Linked DNA regions of Homo sapiens: region 1 is linked to region 2. The links are chromatin loops, found by intact Hi-C in ENCODE. Cell type or tissue: heart left ventricle. All regions are shown on one strand. Links, peaks and the distances in the headings refer to the core of each region. The heading gives the core; the rest is flanking DNA. Region 1 has its middle 67 kb from the start of ZNF680. Region 2 overlaps ZNF680 (zinc finger protein 680).

What was found. A loop is a pair of places that touch in the nucleus more often than their neighbours do. Peaks named below come from ENCODE experiments on the same cell type or tissue, not always from the same donor. Only the 100,000 strongest peaks of a DNase experiment are listed, where the experiment ranks them.
Region 1: it touches region 2 in a loop (4-fold over the local background); 5 of 110 quality-filtered maps call a loop at or near these places.

The regions. Positions count from the first base shown.
Region 1 is chr7:64,492,107-64,499,383 of GRCh38, forward strand. It overlaps a transcript of ZNF680 not described here. Among named protein-coding and RNA genes, the nearest start is that of ZNF680, 67 kb to the right of the region's middle. In heart left ventricle, for the core only: no CTCF peak of the experiment used is centred there; no DNase peak of the experiment used is centred there; H3K4me3 peaks cover 821 bases.
Region 2 is chr7:64,551,676-64,558,952 of GRCh38, forward strand. All of the region lies in intron 1 of ZNF680 (zinc finger protein 680), which reads right to left. It also overlaps the pseudogene BNIP3P42. Among named protein-coding and RNA genes, the nearest start is that of ZNF680, 7.8 kb to the right of the region's middle. RefSeq lists an enhancer at 2,452-2,957. In heart left ventricle, for the core only: no CTCF peak of the experiment used is centred there; no DNase peak of the experiment used is centred there; H3K27ac peaks cover 1,804 bases.

The DNA of each region.
Region 1 (7,277 bases), core at 1,551-4,050, 60 kb before region 2:
CCCAAGCCGGTACCAAGCACTGAAAGGTGAACTGCCACAAGCCAGGTAAGTCACTTTCAGTCAGGATCCCTCTGTGGTTACCAGATGTCAGTCGAAGTAAACAACGAAACACATCTCAGTCATTTTAGGAAATTTATTTGCCAAAGTTAAGGACACACCCAGGAGACAGGTCTATGCCTTTTTCTGAAGATGATTTTGAGGGCTCCAAATTTAAAGGGGAAAGGGTGGGATATTGAGAAGCACACAGTTTTTACATAAAAGGGGGCAGAAGAAAAATGTGGGGAATCTGCATTTTACATAACAGACAAAATGGGGTAGGAAAAAAATCAGATATGCATTTGTGTCCGGCGGGCCAGGGTGACTGCACCTGTAAAGATAAGCTATCAAGTTGCATTGCCATGGTGAAGTTTTAACATCTCACCAGGAATTTTCTTGTGTGCAAAATATGGGGGAGGTGTGTAGCCTTTCATCTTGTAACCATCTTATTTAGGAACCAAAAGGGGGAGACAGATTTGTGAGACCCAGTTTCCATGACTAAGATTATCTCAGGAGTACAGGATAAGTTGAACACTAAAATCTATACATGTATATAAAATAGGCACAGAAAAGAGCTCGGTAAAAGCCTTCCAGCAAACTAGAAATAAAAGATGTGATTTTATATTGTAAATATACAAGGTATCTAAAATAAACTACAGCAAATATACATAATAAACTATTAAAAGCTTGTTTTTTAATGTCATAAACATGATAATGATGCTGCTGTAAACATTTTTGTTAACTATTGCATCTGTGGTTCCAGTCAACAGATTAAAATGAGAAATGAGTTATACAATTATACTTGCAAAGAAGAATTAGTCAATAAACTAGTACCTAAACAATTGGTTCTACCTAGGTAGACTGGATACCTGAAAAGCAACTCACACAAAAAACTTGTTCACATAGATTAAGGAATTAAAACTTTTAGGAGAAAATACAGGAAAATATTATAACTGGGGTAAAAATTTTCTAAACATGGCACAAGATAAAAATAATGCATAAAAATATTTATAAATTAGACTATCAATTTTAAACTTGATTATTAATAATGTATAAAAACATGTTTTACTACAGATAATGCAAAGGCAAAGCAAAATTGGGAGAAAATATTTTTAAAAGACATACTACAAAAGATTGATATTTAAAAATATATATATTACAGACCGGCGCTGTGGCTTACACCTGTAATCCCAGCACTTTGGGAGGCTGAGGCGAGTGGATCACCTGAAATCAGGAGTTCAAGACCAGCTGGCCAACGTGTTGAAACCCCATCTCTACTAAAAATACAAAAAAATTAGCCAGGTGTGGTGGTGCGTGTCTGTAATCCCAGCTACTTGGGAGGCTGAGGCAGAAGAATCACTTGAACCCAGGAGGCTGAGGTTGCAGTGAGCCAAGATCACACCATTGCACTCCAGCCTGGGCAACAGGAGAGAAACTTCATCTCAAAAAAAAAAAAAGTTTTTTATATATATTTTTATATATATATATATAACTATTATTTATTAGACTATTATGAATAAGAAAAAGACATTAAATATAGGAGAGATGGCAAGTCTTAGATCTTATTAGATCAATAAACATGAAAAATTCCAACTTCATTAGTAACTATGAAAATGCTAATTAAAACTATAAATGATACACTTTTCTAATTCACCATTTTGTCAAAAATTATGTCTAGTAATTCTAAGTTGGTAAAAATATGGAGTAATTGGAATTCACAAATATCCACTGGCAATAAGATTGATTTATAAATTGATGTATATTTACACTATGCAGCAGTGAAAATGGACAACTACAGCTATGCTAAGCAACATGAAATAATAAAAAAATTATAAATAAAAAAGCAAGTCCCAAATATAAAATGGTAAAATGTATATAAACGCAAAAAACAGGCAACACTAAAATGTATATGGTTTATAGATAAAAATGCATAAATTAAAGAATAACACAAAATTCACATGGTGGTTACTTTGGGTAGGAGGTTAATAAGAGACTTCAGAGGTATCCACTTCTCAGGAGTGTGTGAGAGTTTCATGAAGCCAGCCTGAAAGTTTTATGAGAGTAGAGACCAATACTTTCTTTTCTTCATTTTATTTCCTAAGCCTAGCAAAAAGTATGGCACATTGTGTATGCTCAACACACATTTATTGGTTAAATGAATAAATGCATGCCCTTTGTAAACTGTCAAGGTATGCAAATTGAGACTTTATTATTAGTTACTATAGCTTAGTTAATAGAATCAAATAAAAGGTAATAAACTGTAGCATTCAGAAAGCACTATTAAAAGTTTAATGTTAACCCAGCACTGTTGGGTAAAATAAATTAAAATTTTTCTGTAATCCTAGCACTTTGGGAGGCCAAGCTGGGCGGATCACTTGAGGCCAGGAATTTGAGACCAGCCTGAACAACATTGCAAAACCCCATCTCTACTAAAAATACAAAAATTAGCCAGGCGTGGTGGCGCATGCCTGTAATCCCAGCTACTCAGGAGGCTGAAGCCTGAGAATTGCTTGAACCCGGGAGTCGGAGGTTGCAGTGAGCTGAGATCGCGACACTGTACACCAGGCTGGGCGACAGTGTGAGACTCCGTCTCCAAATTAAAAAAACAAAAAAAGTTTTTAAAGTTGTGACCATTATGATTACATGTAAATTGCCACATGAAGATGGAACATGAAATCTGACTTCAGGTGAGCATAATTTGAAAGGAAAAGGCAAAACAAGAGAAAAGAGTTAAAAAGGACGAAAACTTAATTGGGTCAGATCTGCAGGTTCTACCCTGTGCTGCTTTTTAGGAAAGTTGTCTCCTCTCCTGGCACAGAGGAAGGCTGGCTGGGGGAGCCTGGGCCCCTCTGTCCTCCCCGCGGTGACAGTGGCTGATGTTTGCTCAGGCATGAGGCGCGCCGCAATGCCCTGGGCCTGAGGCTGACGGGCCCCGCCCCTCCTCCTTCCCCTGGACTCTTCCACGATGTCTCTGTGCCCCTGTGCCTTCCTGTGCGTCCCTCTAATGAAAGGGGGCAGTGGCAGCATGAAGCTGGTGGCAGGAACTGGCTCCGCAGGCTGAGGAGGGCTCGCCCAGCTGTGGGAAATGCTCCACTTGACATCGGCTTTCTGTGCACCGATCTGGGCCTCGACCCAGGGTTAGAGCCGTGGCGTCCCTGGCCTGGGCGACCCCGGGGGCTGGCACTCCGGCTGCTGCTGCGGTTGCCGCTGTGCTTGGCTGGGCCGCGGCTGGGACTAGCGCCCACTAGACGTGCAGGAGCCACCCCGCAGGAGGGAGGAGGTGGTATCCATGTTCCCTGAAAAACAGGCTCTGCTGACAAATCTCAGACGCCAGGAACAGAAGAACCGAAAGAAACTGCAAGAGTTTGAGCCAAAAGGATGGACTGTTGGAGTAGCTGAGGGTGAAGCTGCCGGAACTCCTCAAAGTGGAACAGCAAAGCCAGCACCAGAGATGGACAAGAAAAACAAACTATCAACGAAAATTCGCAGAAATCAAAGTTAGATGCTAAAGCAGCGAAAAACCGTTCACGCCACGATAGAAACAGAGTTGATGATGGAGTCTGAGAAACGAATCTTAGGGAGAGAAAGGACAGCAGTGAACATGGTCAGGTGCTGAGGATTCTGGTCCACTGGACCCCACCATCCCTAGGATAGTAAATACCATCCCAGTCATCACCCAGCAAGTTACCACCACAGCATTTCCTGTGTGTTTCAAAAAAATAAATAAAGGTGATTCTTAACATAAGTGCAAATAAAAAGTCATTCATCATAATCTAAACTGTCATAGTTTAGTTTACATTTTAACGTTCTTTATCGTGCTAAAACCTTTGGTTTTTTAAATTTAATTTAATTTGGGATGGAGTTGTTGCCCTACTGCCCTGGCTGGACTGCAGTGACGCGATCTCGGCTCACTGCAACCTCGCCTCTCGGGTTCAAGCGATTCTCCTGCCTCAGCCTTCCGAGTAGGTGGGATTACTGGTGCCTGCCACCACTCCCAGCTAATTTTTGTACTTTTAGTAGACACAGGGTTTCATCATGTTGGCCAGGCTGGTCTCAAACTACTGACCTCAAGTGATCCGCCTGCCTCGGCCTTCCAAAGTGTTGGGCTTACAGGCATGAGCCACCATGGCCAGACAAACATTGTTTTTTAAAGTGGCAGCCACAATTTTTGTCTGTCTGGATATATTTTGGACTTTTGTATATTAAATATAACGTAAAATAGAAACTTTATTATGTTTTAGGTAATCTAACATTGATGTACACAAACAAACTTTACAGATTACTGTAGGATTCAGTAAACGATGTATACGACATTTATGTCTCTAGTTTTTGATGTATTAATTTTATTTTAGAAAAGATTGGCTTCTTTAAAAATGTCTCCAAAAATGTAGGCTTATTTTATAAAATGCCAAAATAGTCAAAAAATGTAAAATACCATTTTGCATTTTACAAAAAGTAAAATACTATTTTGCCGTTTTATACAATAAGCCTGAATTTGCCATACTGTATGAATACTGGTACTCAATTAAAACACCAAATATTTTAATCAAAATTATTTAAACTATGTTTATATAATATCTCAATTTTTAACTACAGCGATAGACATAAACAAATATTTCATAAATCAAACCTATTAGTATTAGGTTTATTTAGAAGTAATATATAAAAAAGATCTGTTCAAAATGAATATTTTTCATAATAATTTGGTGTTTTCAAATATGCCGAAGTCTTATTTTGATCAGAGTAAGCCTGGGGATAGTTGACTTATTTCATTTTTTTTGGATAGTGTGTTCCAAATTTTCTAGTTTAACTTAATATCGACTGATGATGGGTAAACATTTTTTTAAATATTATAGGCCTATTATATTGTCAATGTTTTTAATTTAAAAATTCTGTCTTTTAATATTGTTTCAGGGATTTAGGTCTAGTTGAATCCGCACAACCTGTTAATCATTGTCACCTGCCAGATTACAATTCACTGTCAGTGTGCCTGTATGACTCTTCTTTCCATATTCTTTGAATTTGTATTACTTATTTGAAAGTTATATAATACAGCTCATACATTTCAAATCAAATCACCAGGTAAAATGAATTCGGGCTTAGTGTAAAGGAGCTGTTAGAATCTTAGTGTTACATATATAGATGGATGTGGCTCAACGATTTAAACAAAAATATTGAACTATAACATGTGTTGCCATGAGTCAGCCTCTAATGAGTTTATAGATAAATCCAGATTTCACCACATTTATCCAGTGTGTTCAATACCTCTAAAGGTGGTATATCAACAATTCTTATGCTACTGTCTGAGAAAACAGATTCTGCTGTTACCTAAGAAATCAGCTGGGAGGCATTTTTATAATCTTGCACCACATAAGGAAAAACTGAAAGGTAGTACTAATAAATGCAAACTACATCACCTGGAAAATGGGAATCCAGAATGTCACTTTAAATATTTAAGTGTTGTAACTTTGGGTAAAAAATAAATATGATAAAATAAATCTTTTGGTAAGCTTTGTGTAGCTTAACATCAGCATAAAGTAGAAAAAAAATCTTAAAAACAATAGCCTACACTAAAAAACAAAACAAAACTAACATCCAATTCATATATATTGATCTTTGCATTGGGAGAGTCTAAAGCAGAACATTTGATGGACTTGATACAGTTATTTTTACCATATGGGCATACTGATAAAATCATCTATATTTAATTTGAATAAAACATGTTGGCAGGGCACGGTGGCTCACGCCTATAATATCAGCACTTTGGGAGACCGAGGTGGGCGGATCACCTGAGGTCAGGAGTTCAAGAACAGCCTGGCTAACATGGTGAAAACCTGTCTCTACTAAAAAAAAAAAAAATACAAAAATTAGCCAGGCATGGTGGTGCGCGCCTGTAATCCCAGCTAGTCTACTCGGGAGACTGAGGCAGGAGAATCGCTGGAACCCAGGAGGCAAAGGCTGCAGTGAGCCGAGATCATGCCAATGCACTCCAGCGTGGGCGACAGAGCAAGACTCCGCCTCAAAAAAACAAAAACAACATGTCTGCATCTTAAAAATTCTACTTTGTACTATGAGTAATAAATGTCAAGTCTTTATCCTCAAGAGGATCCTGATTCTCAACCCAACATATATAGCAACCCATTCCCTGGTTTCTCCAAACTGAGGCCTCATTAAGGCTCAAATATGGAGTGAGAGAAACACAACAACAGAGCACGTGAAATAAGGATGAGGTAGGATGGTCAGCTCTAAGGCTCAGGAATTGCCTGGGGCATCCCAGTATAATGATGCCAACTGTGAAGTTTACTATGTAAAAATAAACATAAAATGAACATTGGTGAAAGTCTCTGGAATTATAAACAGTTGTGCCAAAAGGACTGAGCCAGAATGACCTGTATTTAAGAAGTAAGGCAAATGTTTACTAGCACATAAATATTTGTTCCAAAGTTTATTACAGTAGCAATATTCTTTTCAGTAATGTCAGCTTTCTCAAGCTAAGGATGCCACAGACAAACTAAGTGCCTAATATATTGTAGGCAATTAGTTTCTAAATTCAACAAACTTGCAATAATTTTATAAATTTCACTGAACTCTGTTGCATGTATATATCTCACTGAAAGGCACTATCCGGTAGCTGTGTCCTTCACTTTTTTCTGGGATTTTCTGTTGCTGGATTCCAAACCAACTTTATTTGAATCCTAGTAATTTCTAAAATTCCAGATTTAATAACAGAAAGAAAGCAGAAATTAAGCCCAGAAATTAGGTTACCCCAAACAGTCCATATCAAATATATTTGATTCCCCAAAAGAAACAAATATTACACAAAGTAAACAACAGTGGGTTTAAAATTCAACCTAAATTCAAAGGTAGCAGTTAACACCATATGCAAAAATTAGCAAAGTCACAATGTAGAAACTCTTAGTCTGTTATTCCAGAAAAAATAATAACATTTTTATTTTGGCATTTTTTGGAAAGAATAAATACATTAAATATAACAAAATACACCCACTAAACTATAATAAAGGATCTTTGAAATATAAATGATTTTGTTCTTATTTTTAAATATTTACTGTACTATATTCAGACAAGGCTTTCAGTGAAAAATACTTACAGCTACCATGTATGAATTAAAACAGCCCTGGGGGAAATAGTATTTTTTATTAATAATGAAGATTGAAGCTCCAAGTGATAGAGCAGGAGCACCATCAACTCAGACAAACACTGCCACTTTAAGTTCTAGCTCC
Region 2 (7,277 bases), core at 1,911-4,410:
CATTGTGACAGCCCACCTCATTCACAGACACTGTGAAATGCTAAAATGGCTTCTGAAACAGACACTCAAAGCATTGGAGAGAAAAACAGCTCTCAGTCTCAGAAAGATTATACCGAGAGAAAAAATAAGTTAAATGTATCTTGAGAAAAAACTCAGATTACATGTAAGATTGATGAAGTCAGCCAGAAAATATTTCCCTATAAAATATTTCTCTCTAAATACCCAAATTACACAGCTACTCTCAGCATGAGAAACATGAGCATTACGAAAAAGGGAGCATATTCTCAGCAGAATTTTATAAGATTCCTCCATCTCTGCTGCTCTCTCATCTTTTAGCCATTGAAAGGGGGATTCTATTGGAATACATCACACTACATCCACCAGCACTTTTTTTCTGAAATGGAGTCTCGTTCTGTCACTCAGGTTAGAGTGCAGTGGCATGATCTCAGCTCACTGCACCCTCCGCCTCCCAGGTTAAAGCAATTCTCCTGCCTCAGCCTCCAGAGTAGATGGAATTACAGGCACCTGCCACCATATCCAGCTAATTTTTGTATTTTTAGTAGAGACAGGTTTCACTGTGTTGGCCATTCTGGTCTCCAACTCCTGACCTCAAGTGATCCACCCGCGTTGGCCTCCCTAAGTGCTGTGATTACAGGCGTGAGCCACTGTGCTCGGTCACCACCAGCACTTTTTGATGAAAAATTAGAATCTGATTTTGTTTATATGGTGGAACATATTTGAGCTTGCAACACAGCTAAGAGGAGAGCTATTATAGTTTTCTGGTGGTCACATCATTTGTGTTTATTTGTCCTTTAATAGCAGCATTCTAACTTACTGAAATGAAAGACACTAAACTCATGCTTACTTATAGTTATCCCTACCAGATAAGGTAATAAGTATGTAAGACTAGTATCTACTGTAACAATTTGGTAATAAGTTTTATTTGGATATTAGAGATAAGTATCTAAATATAAATAATTTTAATGTACTCGTCATAATGTATGTAGGATTTGTGAAAATTTTCTTTAACCATAATTCAGTTAAAACACTTTATATTTAAAAAGTAGAAATAACAATATTAAAATGACTAACGGTTTCATTCAAAGTAAATGTCGTGGCCTTATATTTATATTATTGTAGAAAATACTCTTTAATTTATATGAATGTTGACCAGGCACGGTGGCTCACGCCAGTAATCCCAGCACTTTGGGAGGTCAAGATGGGCAGATCACCTGAGGTCAGGAGTTCAAGACCAGCCTGGCCAACATGGCAAAATCCTGTCTCTACTAAAAATACAAAAACTAGCCAGGCGTGGTAGCACATGCCTGTAGTCCCAGCTACTCAGGAGGATGAGGCAGGAGAATTGCTTGAACCTGGGAAATGGAGTTGCAGTGAGCTGAGACTGCGCCACTGCACTCCAGCCTGGGGGACAAAGTAACACTCTATCTCAAAAAAAAAAAAAAAAAAGTATATGATTGTAGGTTGTCTACAAATGCTTCCTGTGACAATGCTAATTGTTCTGAAGTAATAAATAGAAACCAAGGTTCAACTCCAACTCCACTGTTATATACTGAATCGTTTATTTAGCTACACCTAGATTAATATGATTTATATGATTTACATATATTTCAATAAAGCAGAGAAAAAAAGTACACATAATCCAAATGCTTTAAGAAAAGAGAGATGAGGATAATAGCCTTAATAGCCTTCCTTATTTTCAGGTAGGAGAATAGAGCCTCTTATTTTTATTTTCTCCTATAACAGCCAAGTCTTTAGACATGCTCTTGAAGTCTTGGACATCTGAATTTCAGTAGACACTGGATTCAGGCATCCAAGGAGTGGCCTTGGGCACACTGTGTGCACTTGAAAGAATGTTTACAGAGAGAAAAAGCAGAATACAGAAAGGTGTTATAAAAAAAAATCTGTGCCCTCTCCCTCTCCTGTCTCCCTCTGATGCCAAGCCGAGGCTGGACTGTACTGCCGCCATCTCGGCTCACTGCAACCTCCCTGCCTGATTCTCCTGCCTCAGCCTGCCAAGTGCCTGGGATTGCAGGCGCGCGCCGCCACGCCAGACTGGTTTTCGCATTTTTTGGTGGAGACGGGGTTTCGCTGTGTTGGCCGGGCTGGTCTCCAGCTCCTGACCTCAAGTGATCTGCCCGCCACGGCCTCCCGAGGTGCCGGGATTGCAGACGGAGTCTCGCTCACTCAGTGCTCAATGTTGCCCAGGCTGGAGTGCAGTGGCGTGATCTCGGCTCGCTACAACCTCCACCTCCCAGCCGCCTGCCTTGGCCTCCCAAAGTGCCGAGATTGCAGCCTCTGCCCGGCCGCCACCCCGTCTAGGAAGTGAGGAGCGTCTCTGCCTGGCCGCCCATCCTCTGGGATGTGAGGAGCCCCTCTGCCCGGCCGCCCAGTCTGGGAAGTGAGGAGCGCCTCTTCCCGGCCGTCATCCCGTCTAGGAAGTGAGGAGCGTCTCTGCCCGGCCGCCCATCGTCTGGGATGTGGGGAGCGCCTCTGCCCCGCCGCCCCGTCTGAGATGTGAAGAGCGCCTCTGCCCGGCCGCGACCCCGTCTGGGAACTGAGGAGTGTCTCTGCCCTGCCGCCAACCCGTCTGGGAAGTGAGGAGCGTCTCTGACCGGCCACCCAGTCTGGGAAGTGAGGAGCTCCTCCGCCTGGCAGCCGCCCCGTCCGGGAGGTGGGGGGCAGCCCCAGCCCGGCCAGCTGCCCCGTCCAGGAGGTGGGGGGCAGCCCCCACCCGGCCGCTGCCCCGTCTGGGAGGTGGGGGGGCGCCTCTGACCGGCTGCCCCGTCTGGGAGGTGTACCCAACAGCTCATTGAGAACGGGCCATGATGACAATGGCGGTTTTTGTCGAATAGAAAAGGGGGAAATGTGGGGAAAAGAAAGAGAGATCGGATTGTTTCTGTGTGTGGAAAGAAGTGGACATGGGAGACTCCATTTTGTTCTGTACTGGCAAAGATTCTTCTGCCTTGGGATGCTGTTAATCTATAACCTTGCCCCCAACCCCGTGCTCTCTGAAACATGTGCTGTGTCCACTAAGGGTTAAATGGATTAAGGGCGGTGCAAGATGTGCTTTGTTAAACAGATGCTTGAAGGCGGCATACTCGTTAAGAGTCATCACCACTCCCTAATCTCAAGTACCCAGGGACACAAACACTGCGGAAGGCAGCGGGGCCCTCTGCCTAGGAAAACCAGAGACCTTTGTTCACATGTTTATCTGCTGACCTTCCCTCCACTATTGTCCTATGACCCTGCCAAATCCCCCTCTCCGAGAAACACCCAAGAATGATCAATAAATACTAAAAAAATTAAAAAAAAAATCTGTGGATGTACATGAATAAAGCAAGTTCTTAGAGACCTATGAAGAGACTTAGATTCTGACACAATAATAGTGGGATACAACACCCCACAGACCCTGTTAGATTATTAGGGCAGAAAATTTACAAATAACTCAGGATCTAAACTCAACACTTGGACAAACAGTCCTACAAAACTCTTAATCTAAAAACAACATACTATACATTCTTCTCATTACCATGTGGCACATACTCCAAAATTGACCACACAATCAGAAATAAAACAACCCTCAGCAAATTCCAAAATTACACCAACCACACACACAGAGCACAGCTTGATAAAAATATAATTCAATACCAAAAAAAAAAACACTTGAAGTGATACAAATACATGGAAATTATGCCACCTGAGTCTAAATGACTTTTGAGTAAATAATGAAATTAAAGCAGAAATCAAGTTCATTGCAAAAAATGAGAACAAAGATACAACATACCAGAATCTCTGCAACACAGCTAAGGCAGTGTTAAAGAGAAATTTATAGCACTAAAAGCTCACATCCAAAAGTTACAAAGATCTCAATTTAACAACCTAACATCATGAATAAAAGAATGAGAGAAAGCAAGAGCAAACCAACCCCTAAGCTAGGAAAAGACAAGAAATAACCAAAATCAGATCTGAACTGAAGATTTAAACAGAAAAAAAATACGAGACCAAAAAATCCAGGAATTAAACCTTTGTAAAAAAAAATATATATATATATATAAAATAAGATAAACCACTAGCTACAATAATAAAGAAATAAGAGAAGGTCCAAATAAACACAATTAGAAATGACTACCACTGACCCCACAGAAATACAAATAACTATTGAAGTCTACTATGAACACTTCTATGCACATGAACTAGAAAATCTATGCACACAAACTAGAAAATAGAAGTTTCAGGATACAAAATAAGTGTACAAAAATCAGTAACATCTCTGAACATCAACAACATTCAACCTAAGGCCAAATCAAAAAAAATCCCATTCACAATAACCACAAAAATAATAAAATGTCTAGGAATACACCTAATCAGGGAGGTGAAAAATCTCTAAAACAAAAATTACAAAATGCTTCTTAAAGAAGTCAGAGATGACACAAGCCAATGGGCAGCCATTTTATGCTCATGGATAGAAAAGACTGATATCATTAAAATGGCCATACTGCCAAATGAAATTTACAGAATTAATGCTATTTCTATCAAACTACCAATAACATTCTTCACGGAACTAAAAAAAAAAAAAAAAAAAAGTATTTTAAAATTTATATGAAACCGAAAAAAAACCAAAAACCTGAATAGCCAAGGCAATCACAAGCAAAAAGAACAAAGCAGGTGGCATTACATTACCTGACTTCAAATTATACAACAGAGTAACCAAAGCAGCATGATACTGGTACAAACACAGACTACAGAACAATGGAACAGAATAAGAGAGCCCAGAAATCATGCCACACACCTACAACCATCTGATCTTCCACAAAGGTCACAAGAGCAATGCAGGAAGAATTCCCTATTTAATAAATGGTGCTGGAATAACCAGCTAGCACTATGTAAAAGACTGAAACTGGATGCTTTCCTTACACCATATAAAAAAAAAATCAACTCCAGGTGATTAAAGACCTAAATGTAGAACATACAATTGTAAAAAACCCTGAAAGAAAATCTAAAAAATACCTATGTCAATTGGATAAAGAAAATATTATTGACATAGGAACTGGCAAAGATTTTATGATGAAGATGCCAAAAGCAATTGCAACAAAAGCAAAACTTGATAAATGGGACCTAAAGAAACTAAAGAGCTTCTTCACAGCAAAGCAAACTATCAATAGAGTAAACAAACAACCTACACAATAAAAAGAAAATATTTGTAAAATATGCTTCTGACAAAGGTCTATTATTCAAAATTTGTAAGGAATTTTAAAAATTTTACCATAAGGCGGGACGGGTACAGTGGCTCACGCCTGTAATCCGAGCACTTTGGGAGGCCAAGGCGGGCGGATCACGAGGCCAGGAGATTGAGACCATCCTGGCAAACATGGTAAAACCCCGTCTCTACTAAAAATACAAAAAAATTAGCCAGGCGTAGTGGCAGTCACCTGTAGTCCCAGCTACTCCGGAGGCTGAGGCAGGAGAATGGCATGAACCTGGGAGGTAGAGCTTGCAGTGAGCCAAGATCGCGCCACTGCACTCCAGACTGGGCGACAGAGCGAGACACTGTCTCAAAAAAAAAAAAAATTTACCATAAGGCCAGGCGCAGTGGTTCATACATGTAATCTCAGCACTTTGGGAGGCTGAGGCAGGCAGATCACAAGGTCAGGAATTCGAGACCAGCCTGACCAACATGGTGAAACCCCGTCTCTACTAAAAATACAAAAAGTAGCCACGTGTGTTGGCACGCACCTGTAATCCCAGCTACTCAGGAGGCTGAGGCTGGAGAATCGCTTGAATCCGGGAGGCAGAGGTTGCAGTGAGCCAAGATCGTGCCACTGCACTCCAGCCTGGGTGACAGAGCAAGGGTCCGTCTCAAAAAAACAAAAAAACAAAAAAAAACAAAACAAAAAAAAACTTACCAAAAAGGCCGGGTGCAATGGCTCATGCCTGCAATCCCAGCACTTTGGGAGGCTGAGGCAGGCAGATCACTTGAGGTCAGGAGTTTGAGACCAGCCTGGCCAATGTGGTGAAACCCCTGTCTCTACTAAGAATACAAAAATTAGCCGGCTGTGGTTGCATGCACCTGTAGTTCCAGTTACTCAGAAGGCTGAGGCAGAATTGCTTGAACCCCGGAGGCGGAGGACAAAGAGAGGAAAAACAGACACAGGCCTAGTTGAGGGTGGTGGGTAGGAGGACAGAAAGGACTAGAAAAAAATACCTGTTTATGCTATGCATAGTACCTCATTAACAAAATAATCTACACCAAACCCCTATGCCACAATTTTGCTTATATAACAACTCGCACGTTTACCCCCAACCCTGAAACAAAAATAAAAGTTAAAAGGAATAAAATCCACAGGTGGAGGATAGTGCAATGTAGGTGGAAGGACTTGTTTGCCCTACAGATAGTGGCCCAGGTGGGGCTGTACTTGTTTATTTCTGTGTCCGGGCAGGCAGATGAGATTATGAACAGGTGGTACAGAACCGTTGGTTGGTGGAGGAAAAAGGTTGCTGCTGCAGATTCAGTGTCTGGGGGTGGGGATATGCAGGAGACTATAAACACTTTTGTGGATTTTTGGCAAAAAAAAACACTAGGATCAAAAATGCTGTGGTGAAATTCCTGATGGTGGTGCCTAGTCCTGGGAGGAGTGTGGACACATCAATTTATGGGTATGTTTGTGAGTGGGTGGGAATCCTGGGGTGGCAGCTGTGGGAAAAGGGGGTCTGTTATCAGAGCTAATTTCCTGTAAGTTTTCAGTCCTCTCTCACCCTGGGAGGAGATTATTAAAGACCCAGCTCTTTCTAGGGAGCCTCCCCTGCAGATGTCTCAGGCTGCTCACCCCAGCCATGGAAGAAGCCTTTATACTGAGAAAAGCTACAGGGCCCTGGAAATCTGGGGACCCACAGGCAGATGTAGTTAAGGTTAAGACGGAAGGGGATTGGGAGGGTCTTACTGAAGATGAAGTTGTTACTGTTTTGAGGCAGTTTCTAGACTTTGTAAAATAAAACACAGATTTATGTAATAAAAATTTGAATTCCAAAGGAGGAAGCACCAACTATAAATCTTTAAAGATTGCAAAGTTTAGGCAGAAAAGGGGTTGCTTTTTTTTTTTTTCAATCAATTTTGAGATTTATTTTGTTAATGTTGAGGACACACCGGGGAGAAAGAAACACAAGTCGCAATAGGATCTGTGTCCTGTGTTTTTTCCAAAGAATGTTTTGGGAACTTCAGTATTTAAAGAGGAAAGAGCAAGTGGGAGGGGAAGAAAAAA